3 separate regions of the Homo sapiens genome follow, and all the other regions are linked to region 3. A link is a contact called in ENCODE Hi-C or POLR2A ChIA-PET data. All regions are on one chromosome and are shown on one strand. Each heading gives the region's core, a stretch centred on a gene start or an enhancer-like site at or near the end of the contact. The rest is flanking DNA. Distances are from core to core; before and after follow the strand shown. Region 1 holds the start of UBE2S (ubiquitin conjugating enzyme E2 S). Region 2 holds the start of ZNF865 (zinc finger protein 865). Region 3 holds the start of MYADM-AS1 (MYADM antisense RNA 1).

Region 1 (4,835 bases), core at 2,232-4,731, 1.5 Mb after region 3:
CCCAGCTCAGCCGTCCAGTCCCTCTTGAGCACGTTGACGCAGATCTCGCCATTGGCGCCCACGTTCGGGTGGAAGATCTTGGTCAGGAAGTAGCCCTTGGGTGGGGAGGCAGGGAAGTCCTTCCCCAGCAGGAGTTTCATGCGGAACAGACCTCCAGCATATGGGGTCCCCTCTGGAGTGGAGGGAGGGGTACAGGGTCAGGGCACTCAGGAGTCCCAAGGCACCTCAACACCCCAAAGTCCAGTCTCCACGGTCTGATTGTGATGCAGGTGGGTGCCCCGCCAACTCTGCCAACAGACTGGAGGATTCTTTTTTTCTTTTTTTGAAATAAGGTCTCTTGTGTCACCCAGGCTGGAGTGCAGTGGCACAATCTCAGTTCACTGCCGCCTGCAATTCCTGGGCTCAGGTGATCCCATCTCAGCCTGCCAAGTAGCTGGGATTACGGGCATGCCACCAGGTCTGGCTACTTTTTTATTTTAAGAGATAGGGTCTCACTATGTTGCCCAAGCTGGTCTTGCACTCCTAGGCTCAAGCAATTTGTTCACCTCAGCCTCCCAAAGTGCTGGGATTACAGGCGTGAACCACCATGCCCAGTCAGGCTGTAGAATTCTTAAGAGCAAGAGGCCAGGTGTGGTGGCTCACGCCTGTAATCCCAGCACTTTGGGAGGCTAAGGCGGGTGGATCACCTGAGGTCAGGAGTTCAAGACCAGCCAGACCAACATGGAGAAACCCCGTCTCTACTAAAAATACAATATTAGCCAGGCGTGGTGGTGCATGCCTGTAATCCCAGCTACTCGGAAGGCTGAGGCAGAAGAATCCCTTGAACCCGGGATGGGGAGGTTGCAGTGTGCGGAGATCGCGCCACTGCACTCCAGCCTGGGCAACAAGAGCGAAACTCTGTTTCCAAAAAAAAAAAAAAAAAGCCAAGCGCGGTGCCTCACACCTGTAATCCCAGCACTTTGGGAGGCTGAGGCGGGCGGATCACAAGGTCAGGAGTTCGAGACCAGCCTGGCCAACATGGTGAAACCCCATCTCTACTAAAAATACAAAAAATTAGCTGGGCATGGTGGTGCACGTCTGTAATCCCAGCTACTTGGGAGGCTGAGGCAGGAGAACTGCTTGAACCCAGGAGGCAGAGGTTGCAGTGAGCAGAGATTGTGCTATTGCACTCCAGCCTAGGCGACAGAGCAAGACTCCGTTTAGAGAGAGAAAAAAAAAAGAGCAAGAATGGCTGGGTTCCTAGGGGGCCACAGGACCTCCCCCAAAACCTCAGAGATGATGCCCATCTTGCAGCCCCCACCTGTGTCACTATCAAGCTCGTCTGCACCCTCCTGGATCCCCCGTCTCAGCCCAACTGACCACTCCAGTCACAGGCCCTTCCCAGGTGGCAGGGACCCAAGTACGCACTTTCCTATAAGATGCCCATTTATATGCCTTTCAGATCAAGGATCCAACTGTCTGTTAATTCCACAGCCTCCCAACCCAGTGAACGCCTCTCCCACTCACCCACTTGCTTGGGTCAAAATACTGTCCCTCCCCTAGCCCATCAGCAGCCTGAGCACCGGCCTGCTAGGTCCTCCCCTGAATCTCATCCCATCTCCAAGGCTAGCTTCCTGGCTGGCCTCTGGGTTCTTCCCCCTGCCAGGCCGGCTCTCCTCACTACAGTCAATAGGAACTTTGGAGGGATTTGTCACACCCCTGCTTTAAACCTTCCACCAGCTTCCTCTACAAACTCCTTGAAGAGGCCTAGAAGCCCTAAAAGAGCTTGGCAGCTTCATCATCAACTTTCTTCATGTGTTTTTACCAAGCGCCCAGCTCCACCTGCCCAAGGGCCTTTCTGGAGCCTTCCTATTGTCATGATCCCGCGCCCTCTGCAGCAAGGCATGAAGGACCTCAACTGTCACCGCTGCCAGGTCTTTCCTGACCACCTACCACCATCACCACCGTGGACTAGACCATTCCTTCACAGGCTCTGCTCAAATCCTGACTTTGTAGGAATTCTGGTGATAACAGAAATGTAGCCTGCATGAAACAGTATTCTAAATCACTCCGCAAATCATGTGACCCGCAAATCATTCATGACCCGTCTCCCCACGATCTGCATCTGGCTTGTTTCCTCATCCCTGACACTCACAGCAGGATGGAGTTTGAGATCACCTGGCCCACCCTCCCAGGCCCTTGCTGACACCATTCCCACCACCTGGAGCTCTCTTCCCATTCCTACTTAATTCCTACCCACCCTCAGGTCCAGGGAAGCCATGTCTGAAAGCCTTGCTTCAAATCTAGAGTACCGTCCCATGATATACTAACTCAATGACCAGATATTTCTCAACCCTTGTGGGAAAAGAGTACATAATTGTCATTTGTGGCGTCCTGCCCTGTCCACCAATGCATCCCAACACCTGACACGAGGCCAGCCTGTAATGGGTACTTCCCGCTAGGGTGATCTAGAGCAGGGTGATGGAGGATCTAAGCAGCAGCCCCTTCTCTTTTTCCTTCCAAACTCACCAGGGCCCTCGATGGTGACCTGGAGGTCGGTGAGGTCCTCCTCGTTGGGAAAGACCTTGATGCCATCGGGTGGGTCTGCGGTCAGTGTCGTCACCTCCTTGTACACCAGGCGGATGATGTGCGGGGGTAGGTTCTCCACGTTGGAGTTCTGGGCACGGATGGGAGAGCAGGGTGAGCGAGTGTTAAGAGCTGGGCTTCCCGCAGGGCCTAAAGATGCTGAGACTGCCCAAGTCTTGACTCAGTGGCCCCAGGCTGTCAATCACCCTTGAACTCCCAGACCCTCACCCAGGATGCTTCAGGCCATCAGCCCAGGCAGAGTTTCCAACAGAAATGGGGGCGGGTTCACGGGGGGGCTTGCAGATAACTCCACCCACCCCAGAACCCCCCCCCCAAAGCCCGCTCCTAACCCTGCTTGGTCCCCAGTGGTTCCACGTAGGCCAGAGATCTACTCTCTCCCCCTTCTCCACTAATTTTTGGTTAGAGCATCCTTGAAACCCCGGCTCAGGTCTGGAGATGGCGGCGGGGCGTCCTTGCTCCTGGTAACACCCATGGGCGGGCCGCAAAGCGCCCGGAGCCCTCGCCGCCAGGGAGACTGCGGGCCGCCCGAGCTCCTGCTCCGCCTGCGGGAAGGCCCTCGGGCCCATCCCGGGTCAGGGACCCCCAGGCTGGCCCTCAAACCCCTCAAGGCCGCCCGTCGGAGGCCCCTGAGACTCCACCTCCTCCCTCAGGGACACCCCCGACCACCTTCATGGGCCTCATCGCCCGTGCTCACCATGGCTGCGGCCGGCCGGGGGCGGGTCCCCCCGGCCCCCTTCCTGCGTTCTTCGGTCCGCCGGCCGGGGCGGGGGGCCCAACTGCTGCCGCTGCGGCCCTGGAGAGGCCCCGGCGGCCCCGCTCCGCTCCCCGCTGCCTCCGACGTCCGCCGCGCACAGCGTAGACCAACCCGCCGCCCCGGTGCCCGGCAGCACTGAGCCGGCCGCGCGCGCACCACTGCCTCTTTATAACCGCCCGCAGGCCACGCCCTCCGCGGCCCCTCAGCTCCGAGCCTCAACCGTGACGTCAGCGCGCACGTTCCTTGGTTTTCGACGCGCTCGCTCCCTTCCCCGCAAACTATGGTCAGAAGCGAGGGAAGTGGCGGAGAGGGCTGGGTAGCGGGCCGGCCAATGGGGGCCCGCGGGGGTCGGGAGGGTTCTCAAAGAACGGAGGGGCTGAAAAGGGGAAGAAGAGAGGAAGGGGGACGGGGAAGGCGACGCGGCCGCTGATTGGACCGTTTGAATGAGACGCCGCCACGGCCCGGCATACGCGCGGGCGCGCCCTGACGCTGAGGAAGTCGCGCACGCGACTAACGGTCTTCCTGGGGGCCGGAGCGTGGCGAGGGGAGGCGGGACTCGGGGTTTTAAACGCGTGATGGAAGGCGCTCGGGCCAATAGGGATGCGCTTTAGTGACTGGTGGGTCACGAGACTCGCATGGGCCAATGACTGATAGAGACCGGTCAGAGGGCGACCCAGTTTCGTGCAGATCAAACCGCTGCCAGCCAACGAAATCCGTTGATTTTTGTATATGCAAATGAAGTGTGCGCTGCCGCCCGCGCCCCCTCCTTTGAGCCGTGGTGGAGGTGGGCGCTGGAACTCCGACTACATTTTTCTATGAGGCGCCATTTTGTGCTGGAAATGCTCTTGGACCCACGTCCTGTATTGCTAAGGCTCAAAGATCAGTCAGAATGACCTTGAAGGCTTGGACAGCCTTGCACTCCGTGTGTGACCCCCACTCCTGCCAGGCTTCATCGAAGACGCCAGCCTCAGTTTCCTTATGTGACAAATGGGCACTGGGATCCGTTGTATTGCCAGGGAAAGAAGTCAGAGAGTGCCAAGACGGTTATTCACGGCATGGTTATGCCTATGACTGACCCATGGCCTCCAGCCACACCCGCCTTCTCTGGGACTCAGTTTCCCTCTCTAGGAAATGGACACATAGCTGCCTGGAAAAGGGACCATCTCCAGCCCTCAGTGTCAGTAAAAACGTCAGGCAATTGCTTGAGAACGGTGGCCAGAGCTCCCTGAGCAGGCCTTTTGGAGGGGCTTAGAGAGGAGGAGGGAATGCTGAAGTTGGCCTTCCTTTGCTCATCTGTGCAGTGCGGTCGCAGTGCCCTCTCGGTGTCTCTGCCAGTCTGTGCGTCCACAGCTCTTCTTAGTTTCTTGGCCTTTTTCAGCCATGGATGAGAGCATTAACATCTGGGCCTAATTTGGCCACAGGTACCTGAAAAGACCCCTGGCTACCAGCTTCCCCTCATGGGGCCTCAGCTTCTGAAGAAGGAATAAGGAAGGTG
Region 2 (4,978 bases), core at 1,361-3,860, 1.7 Mb after region 3:
TGGAGACCTAAACTTTGGGGTCCAGCTGCCTTCAGCCCCCCTCCCCCAGACTAACAGACCCTTGGAGGCAGGGGCTGTGGAAATAAATCTCTGCCTGCTGGCTGCCTGTGTGTGTTCCGTGCCGGGATGCCATCCTCTCCTGCCTTCAAATGTTCTTCCTCGGCTACACCGTCCTGTCGGGAGTGCGGGGAATTGGAGAGGACCCCACTTCCTGTGCCTCATGAGCGTGGTGCTCGCCAAAGAATGGTTTTGGGGGGAACCTTGGCCCCTTCCCCATCTCCATCAGACCCCAAAGTCCATGGGTCCCTCGGAGTCCGCGGGGAATTGGTTCCACGAACCTCGCAGATACCAAGATCTGGGCATACACAAGTCCAGCAGTGGGCCCTGCGGAACCCGCGGATGTAGGAAAATCCGCCCTTCGTATACTGTATGTTCCACCGGTGTTTGGGTGAAAAAACGTCCGCCTCTCAATGGACCTGCAGTTCAAACCCCTGTTGTTCAAGGGTCAGCTGTATTCCCAGTACACATCCAATCTAACTAAAAACATTGAACCTTCCATGCAGACCTGACTGTAGGTCCGACCGCCTCTCTCCTAGCCAATTCCCAGAAATTCTGCAGCCACTTTGCCCCACCTCCTTGTCCTGAGGACCTACTGTTTGGAAGGAAAAATTAAGACAAAGGTATGAGCAGGACGGTCTGGGTAAGGTTTAGAGATAAGGGGTGTGGATTGGGGCGGGGCTAAGGAGCGAGGGGTGGGGCTGAGATTGCGGGGCAGTTAGGCTGGGACCTGGGGCGGGGGCTTAGAAGAGGGTTAGAGTTGGGTGGGGCTTAAAGAGGTTTAGGGGTTGGTCCGCAGAAAGTGAGAGCGGTTTAAAGAGGATGGATAGAGTTGATCTAATAGAGAGTAGGGGCTTGGAGCTGGGGAAGAACAGGAGGAACTGCGTGAGAGTGGGGCAAGGAGGACGGATAATTTTTTTTTTGAGACAGGGTCTCGCTCTGTCATCCAGGCTGGAGTGCAGTGGCCCTATCACCGCTCACTGCAGCCTCGACCTGCCAGGCTCAAGCGACCCTCCTGCTTCAGCCTCCGGAGTAGCTGAGACTACAGACGGGCGCCAGCATATTTAGCTAATTTTTTTTTTTTGAGACGGAGTCTTGCTGTCGTCCAGGCTGGAGTGCAGTGGGGCAATCTGGCTCACTGCAACCTCTGCCTCCCGGGTTCAAGCAGTTCTCTCCCTCAGCCTCCCGAGTAGCTGGAATTACAGGCGCCCGCCACCACGCCTGGCTAATTTTTGTAATTTTAGTAGAGACGGGGTTTCACCATCTTGGCCAGGCTGGTCTTGACCTCCTGACCTCGTGATCCACCCGCCTCGGCCTCCCAAAGTGCTGGGATTACAGGCGTGAGCCACCGCGTCCAGCCTAATTTTTGTATTTTTTTTTTTTGTAGAGACGGGGTTTTGCCATATTGCCCAGGCTGGTCTTGAACTCCTGTGCTCAAGCAATCCGCCTGCCTTGGCCTCCCAAAGTGCTGGGATTACAGGCGTGAGCCACCACGCCAGGCCAAGAGAACGGATTTTAAGGTGAGGGGCGGAGCTTATAATAATTCAGCTCTGAGGTGGGCGTGGTTCAGGGCCGAGGGCCGGGGGCCGGGGCTTAAAGGAGAAACTCTGAGGGAACAGGGTATTGGAGGTGGGACTTAGAAGGTGCTGATGGGGGCGCACGACTGCTATGGAGGCGATGGGGAGAGAAGGAAGTACTTAATCTAAGGGAAGTTCCTGGGAGAGTGGAAGCTTAGCAGGAGGGGCTGAATGGGTCTGGGTTTGGCTGTTTGGGATGGGGCTGAGTTGGGAGCCGGGATTATAGCGATTATATGAGCGGGCAGTGTCAAGTGTGGTAAATCCATGGCTCTTGACCAGCATGCAGCAGAATCAGAGTATTTCAAAACACGGATCCCTAGACCCCCAACCCCAGGGCTTCTATTCCGCATGGTCTGAGCAGGCAGCCGGATGCTGCTGGCCTCCCAACTATCCTTGACAACCACCGATTTAAAAGAATGCTTTAGAGGTGGGAGGCACTCAAAAGTCACGAGGTGCAACTTAAATGCTATGGGGTGAAGGGGCGGGGCTTGGATGGAGGGGGCGGGGCCTAGGGAGGGGTGAAGTTCCAGAGAGTGGGAGCTTGGAGAGGGGGAAGAACAGGAGAAACTGCATGAGGGCGAGGGGACGAAGACAGACTTTGAGGCAGTAGGGGGCTTATAATCACGCTGTGAGATGGGCGTGGTTCAGGGCCAGGGGGCGGGGCTTCAGTGTGAGACCCGAGCCGGAGGTGTGGCTTAACCGGACGCCCAGAGCGTGTCGCGGGGTTCCCGTAGAAGAGGCGGGCATTCAAAGCGCAGGCGCACCTGGCTCAGTTCGCCCACCGGAATCGGCCCGGGCTTTCACTGCTCGCGTCCCCGAGTCAGTGCGCAAGCGCATTTCCCCCCTCCTGGTCCCCGCCACCGCCTCCTCTTTCCGATCCTCCACGCCGGCGCCTCGGGAACGGGCGCGACTTCCGCTTCCGGGCGGGCGGGCAGGCGGGCGGTGCGGGGCTGCCGGGGAGGGGGGAGGGGGCGGCACTTCCGGTCGGGCCCTCGGGTCTCCCCGGAGCGGCGGCGCCTCCTCCGCCTCCTCGGCCTCCTCCCGGCGGAGACCCCGGCGCCGGTGAGTGACGGGGTGCGTGGCCCGGGGGCCCGGGTGCAGCGGGGGCGGGGGGCCCCGCCCTGGCCCGCTGTGGTCCCCAGAACGTCCCCCAACCCCTAGCAAGTCAGTGCAGCTCCCGCCGGGCCCTTGCCAAGGGACCCCCAATCACTGCTCCCCGGTAGGATCACTGCAGATAGCTCCCCCATGAACGCCCCCAGCTAGGATGGCTGCCAAAGCGCTTTCATTCGTGGCGATCCCCTAAACGGCTGCCAGGGCCCCCAAATGATACCTCCTCGTAGGATCCCCTCCACATAGCGCTCCCCGTCATTGCTTCCTCCAGGTCAGCCTCCAGATGCCATCAGCATTGCCCCTCCCCATGTAGGGCAGCTGCTCGTGAACCCTCTTATTAGTATCCTCTATATAATTCTCCCCAGAGTGTTTCCTTAGTGCCTTGCAGCAGAACTGTCCCCCGTTATCTCTGTCCATACAGCAACAGCCCCCAATGGCCCTGACCACCTCCCTCCCCAGCAGAACGCCCCTTCGTGGGTGTGAAAATACTTTCTATTCTGGTCAGCACCAAGAATGCCTTTTTCCCTTCTGCAGGTCCTCCAGTGATTCCCCTTAAGAATGCCCCTTTCAAAGCCACCCCCCCATCGCAGCGGCACAGCTCCCTCTAGAGTTCCTTCACACTCACATCCTCTCCCGCCTCAGGTAGAAATATCCGCCTGCTTAGCTCCAGGCTCCCATGACATACTCCCGTACCTCCTCTCACCCCACCCTCATCGCGGTCAGCCCGTCTTCATTACTTCTGCCACAGAACAGTGTCCCGCAGTGAGGCGGTGAAGCCTTCCTTCCCAGAATGTGCCTCATCCTCTTCCTATGGCGTGAACAACTGTTGCCCTGACCTGCAGCTTCTCACCCAGCTCTCAGGCTATCGTCCTGGACTCCCTAGGGAAGACCCTGGACTTCACTAGGGTGTGACTTCTTTTCTCGTAGGCATTCCTTCTGCGTTGAACGCATATTCACTATTCTAGCTGAAGGGTATAATATACAGCCACGAAGGGGGTCGATACACACAGTGTTCTCACTGTGCGGGGTCTCACAGTCTAGTTGATCAGACACGAGTCGACAAAGATACACGGGGTTTTGTGGGTTCTCTGAGAGCCTGATGAACTACTTTAGAGGTGAAAGCTGAATTACAAGTGGCAGCTTAGCCATGCAAAGATCTGGGTGAGCAGGCAGCAAGAACAACAAGTGCAAAGGCCCTGAAGTGGCGGTGAGCACGGTGAGTGGAGGAGCAGCAGGGGAGGCCGGTGAGGGTGGAGTGGAAGATTTGAAGGCAAGAACAAGAGGAAGGAAGCTTTGGTCTCAAAAGGCTTTGGAGGTGAGGGCACTGGGATAAATTATCTAGCCTTTGTCAGCTCTACCGAGCCCAGAATGTTCTTCATTCATTCATACGTTCATTCGTAAACACTGGTTGAACAACTGTTTAATGAGCACCTACTTTACATTGGGGGTACAACAGAGAACAAAATAGACAAGAATCCCTGTCCTCATGGAGTGGATATGCTAGTTGAGGGGGCAGATGATTAAAAGACAAAATACAGGCCAGGCGAGGTGGCTCATGCCTGTAATCCCAGCAGTTGGGAAGGCCAAAGTGGGAGGATCGCTGGAGGCCAGGAGTTCAAGACCAACCTCGGCAACATAGTGAGACCCTGTCTTTACAGGAAAAAAAAAAAAAAAAAAAAAAAGCTGGGTGTGGTTGGTGGGCACCTGTAGTCCCCAGCTATTCAGGAGGCTGAGGTGGGAGGGCTGCTTGAGCCCAGGAGTTCGAGGCTGCAGTGAAAAAAAATAAAAACAAAAACCAAGAGTATATGTGCGTGTTCAGAATATCACGGGATAAAGAGATAGACCTGGGGGGCTGTGGTTCAGGATGGCCTCCCCCAGGATTTTCCTATGTCTTGTCATCTTGTCCCTCCCAAAAGCCACACACCAAAAAGTTATACAAGAGTAAAAATTCCCCTTCTCCTGGACAACTGTGGCCCACTTGGGGGCTGCTCTTAACAGCGCCCTAACCCCAGGAGCGAAGTGATTGGGAGGATGAGCCCTGGATTCCACTAGGGTTCACAGCTTTGAGCAAATCACTCCCTCCTTTCCTAGCCTCATTCATTCACTTCTTCAAACAAAAATGTATCAAGCCAGGAACTGTTGTAGGTCCTGGGGATGGAACAGTGAGCAAGAGATAAAAATCCTTGCCTTCAGGAAGCCGATCATCTGGATGGGGAGACCAACAAAATCAAGGC
Region 3 (3,722 bases), core at 1,031-3,530:
TCATGATGATTTATTTTTAATAGAGCAGAGTCTCCTTATGTTGCCCAGGCTGGTCTCGAACTCCTGGGCTCAAGGGATCCTCCCTCCTCAGCCTCCCGAAATGCTGGGATTACAGGCGTGAGCCACCGCGCCCAGGCCTGATTGTTCTTTTGAGCCAAGAATCTGGGCCTCAGCCTAGGCATCCTGTGGAGCCCAGGAATCCGGGCCCCCAACTGCTACCGCGCTAGCTCCCAGGAATTTTGCCCCCAACACACCCCACCCCTATCCACTGTGATATCTGAGACCTGCGTCCAGCCCGAGTCCCTTACCCTGCGGCGCCCGGTGCCAGTGGGTACTAGGGGAGCATTTTGCCGCCCCTTCAAGTCCTTAAATACAGGAATCTAGCCTCTGTTTCTTGGGGAGACCCATCAGTCAGGGATCGTAGCCCAGAACCACCTAAAGCCCAGGAATACTGCTCTCAATTCTGCTCTCCCTCAGGGCTCCAAGAGACAGAGATCCTAGCCCCCCCATTGAACTGAGGGGCCTGGTCCCCCAATCCGCTGCGACCCAGGTGTCTAAGGTTTCATCCGGCAAGGAAGGGGTGGGGGCGGAACAGACCAGGAAGGAGGGGGTAGGAAGGGAGCGGAAGAAAGGAGTGAGGTGAGACGGGGGCGGGGACCTGAGCTGGGGGGCTCTGCACTAAACAAACCCTAAACATGCGGGGTTTCTATGGTAACGGTCTTCCCTGGCCTACCCGGGAGACTCCTCTAGGGCTGTGTCGAGGAGGGCAGCCCCCAGGAGTCTCCACGCCGCCAGCTGTTGTGTCTTCCTGTTTTGTCACCACGGCAACCGTGACCTCAGCCCTCCACCCTGCTCACTGGGGTGGGGCGGGAGCTCCACGCTACTTTTACTCTGGGGGGCGTGGTCTGCTCTTGGCCCCGCCTCGGGGCGGGGCTGGGATAGCCCAGACTCGGGGAAGTCCCTGTCCACCGCCCTAGCCGGAGCTGCGCCCCGCCCCGGCCCCGCCCCCGTCCCGCCCGCGCTGGCTCCCCAGCCCTCCAACCCCACCCAGCCCTCAGACCCTTCCAGCTGCCGCTGTCGTCTTTGCTTCAGCCGCAGTCGCCACTGGCTGCCTGAGGTGAGGTTGTGGGGACCCCAGAGGGCATAAGCAACAGTCTAGGGTCTTTATGGCCAGAGAGAGGAATGGGCTGGGTCTCAGAATGTCTGGGTCCCTAGAAAGACTGGGGCTGGGCCAGGATTCTTGGGGTTCTGCAGAGGAGAGGGCTGAGGACCTGGACTGTGGAGGTCATACGTCTGGAAGAGTGGGGAAGGGGACCTGGACTCCGGGGTCTGAGGGAGGAGGGGCTGGGGGTCTGGACTCCCGGGTCCGAGGCAGGAGGGGCTGGGGGGTCTGGACTCCTGGGTCCGAGGGAGGAGGGGCTGAGGGCCTGGACTCCTGGGTCTGAGGGAGGAGGAGCTGGGCCTGGACTCCTGAGTCTGAGGGAGGAGGGGCTGGGTCTGCGGGAGTAGAGAGATGGGGACTCGTAGGTGCCCTAGTTGGAGGCTGGAATCTGGTACGTGGAGGTCCTTTAGGAGGGGAAGCGCTTAGGGTTAGGTGTCCTGGGTTTGGGAATGAGAATGGAAGGAATTCAGAATTACTGACCCCTCCCCATCCAGGGGACAGACAGAATCGGAACTTTGGGCTCCTGAAAGGCCGAGGGAGGGGGGTGTTAAGATCCAGCCCCGTGCTTCCGAAGTGCAGAAGGAGCTGGGAAAGGAGGAGAAGACAGGGCTGCGTCCCGCACCTCTGGGTGCCGAGAGCCGAAGCTGGGGTTCCGGGGCCCGATTCTCAGCGTGAGCGATGGGTGTGGCGTCTGGAGTGGACGAGGGAGGACACTGAGGGGCTGGGTGTGGCCCGGAGAGTCGGGTGCGCTGCGAGGAATCCCGGAGGGGTGTTTCCTCACCCTCCAGGGTCTGGCTGCGCATTCCTGAGCTCTGATCTCGGGCGATGGCTGGAGGCCCTAAGGGCGGGGTGGACCCCTCCCCTCCCCTCCCCTCGGCGCGCCCCCCTCCCCTGCGCGCCCCCCTCCGCGGCTAGCCCACCTTCCGCGGGGGACAGAATGAGTGACGCCCTCGCTCGTCCTCCTCCCCTGCTTGGGACGGGGCAGTAGCCCGCCTTCTAGAGCACGGGACGCTGGGCCAGTCCCGATTTCCTTCTCCTTCGAGGGTCCTGGAGGGGCGTGGGGGCAGGCAGTGTCTGGCTCCGGGTGGAGCCTCCCAGGTGCTCCCGCAAGCCCCGAATGGCGATTAGGGAGGCCGTGGGAGGCGTAGCTGGGCCTCGGGCCTGACGCCAGCACCGCGTGCAGTTTCCGGCCTGGAGCCTGAGCCCCTCAGAGGCCCGGGTCCCTGCCCACTCCGGTCTTAGAGATGCTCTTGGGGGGGCTCTCAGCCCATGTTTATAGGGATCCAGAAATGCAGGCCTCCAACCCTGAGAGTCGGGGTCCCCACCCCCCGGAAATCCGGGAGAGGGCGGGCAGCCCCGGAGGCGGGCGGGGGTCCGGGCACCGCCTCCTGGTCCCTGACACATTCCAGATGCCTGGGCCGACTCGAAGCCCTTATAAGGCGCGGAGACACCGGCTCTGGCTGGGCCGCCCGCCTCCACAGCCGCCGCCCAGGGTTCTCCCGCCACTGCCGCCCGCACCCCCGCCCCCGCGGGGTTAAGATCACACACGCGCCCACGCCGGCCCGCGGGGCGTGCACTTTCGCTGGGTTCCGTCCGCCGCAGCCCAAACAGTTAACTGAACGGGGAGGGGAGGGGGCGGGGCTTACCCGGGGTCACCGCCAGGGCCCTGCTGGGTTCCACGCCACGTTCCTGTCTCCGCAGGGCGTTCGATCCCTAGAGGGAGGAGCCTGTCCAAACGGACGCTAACGGCCTACCTCCCCCTCAGGTGCTCTTACAGCCTGTTCCAAGTGTGGCTTAATCCGTCTCCACCACCAGATCTTTCTCCGTGGATTCCTCTGCTAAGACCGCTGGTGAGTAGGCAGCGGGCCTGGACTCCGGGGTCCGAGGGAGGAGGGGCTGGGGGCCTGGACTCCGGGGTCCGAGGGAGGAGGGGCTGGGGGCCTGGGCTCCTCGGTCCGAGGGAGGAGGGGCTGGGGGCCTGGGGGCCTGGGCTCCTGGGTCCGAGGGAGGAGGGGCTGGGGGCCTGGGCTCCTGGGTCCGAGGGAGGAGGGGCTGGGGGTCTGGACTCCGGGGTCCGAGGGAGGAGGGGCTGGGGTCTGGACTCCTGGGTCCGAGGAAGGAGGGGCTGGGGTCTGGACTCCTGGGTCCGAGGAAGGAGGGGCTGGGGGCCTGGGCTCCTGGGTCCGAGGGAGGAGGGGCTGGGGTCTGGACTCCTGGGTCCGAGGGAGGAGGGGCTGGGGTCTGGACTCCTGGGTCCGAGGGAGGAGGGGCTGGGGGCCTGGACTCCGGGGTCCGAGGGAGGAGGGGCTGGGGGCCTGGACTCCGGGGTCCGAGGGAGGAGGGGCTGGGGTCTGGACTCCTGGGTCCGAGGGAGGAGGGGCTGGGGGCCTGGGCTCCTGGGTCTGAGGGAGGAGGGGCTGGGGGCCTGGGCTCCTGGGTCTGAGGGAGGAGGGGCTGGGGTCTGGACTCGTGGGTCTGAAGGAGGAAGGATTAGGTCCTGGGCTCCTAGATCCTGGGAGAAGGACCAGGAAGCTTGGGCTCCAAGGAATAGGGTCCCAGA

What was found. Hi-C counts contacts between places; a loop is a spot of excess contacts on that map. ChIA-PET counts read pairs that join two places held with the same protein, here RNA polymerase II (POLR2A). Pooled maps may share reads with other maps.
Region 1: a map of sigmoid colon shows a loop between it and region 3 (7-fold over the local background). The contact joins the promoter of UBE2S here to the promoter of MYADM-AS1 in region 3. A Hi-C loop is called at or near these places in 2 of 168 maps with a recorded cell type or tissue (ascending aorta and sigmoid colon) and 11 of 50 pooled maps.
Region 2: a loop to region 3 is called in a pooled map, with 24 times the contacts of the local background. The contact joins the promoter of ZNF865 here to the promoter of MYADM-AS1 in region 3. A Hi-C loop is called at or near these places in 4 of 37 single-sample maps with no recorded cell type and 12 of 50 pooled maps. POLR2A ChIA-PET finds 5 or more read pairs at or near these places in 1 of 52 experiments (WTC11).

The regions. Positions count from the first base shown.
Region 1 is chr19:55,404,307-55,409,141 of GRCh38, forward strand. It overlaps UBE2S (ubiquitin conjugating enzyme E2 S), which reads right to left and starts at 3,482. Exons shown (of 4, transcript NM_014501.3): 1 at 3,281-3,482; 2 at 2,509-2,656; 3 at 1-172. The coding sequence starts at 3,283. It overlaps LOC105372462 (a long non-coding RNA gene), which reads left to right and starts at 3,839. Exons shown (of 3, transcript XR_936075.3): 1 at 3,839-4,835. RefSeq lists enhancers at 1-16, 17-517, 2,945-3,458, 3,815-4,109, 4,131-4,240 and silencers at 3,111-3,580, 3,591-3,650, 3,661-3,710.
Region 2 is chr19:55,603,037-55,608,014 of GRCh38, forward strand. ZNF865 (zinc finger protein 865) reads left to right here and starts at 2,611. Exons shown (of 2, transcript NM_001195605.2): 1 at 2,611-2,696. It overlaps ZNF524 (zinc finger protein 524), which reads left to right. Exons shown (of 2, transcript NM_153219.4): 2 at 1-102. RefSeq lists enhancers at 1-129, 1,233-1,784, 1,785-2,336 and a silencer at 2,380-2,879.
Region 3 is chr19:53,866,827-53,870,548 of GRCh38, forward strand. It overlaps MYADM-AS1 (MYADM antisense RNA 1), which reads right to left and starts at 2,281. Exons shown (of 3, transcript NR_184033.1): 1 at 2,083-2,281. MYADM (myeloid associated differentiation marker) reads left to right here and starts at 1,057. Exons shown (of 3, transcript NM_138373.5): 1 at 1,057-1,117; 2 at 2,928-3,012. RefSeq lists enhancers at 1-837, 1,947-2,860, 2,861-3,722 and a silencer at 2,613-2,672.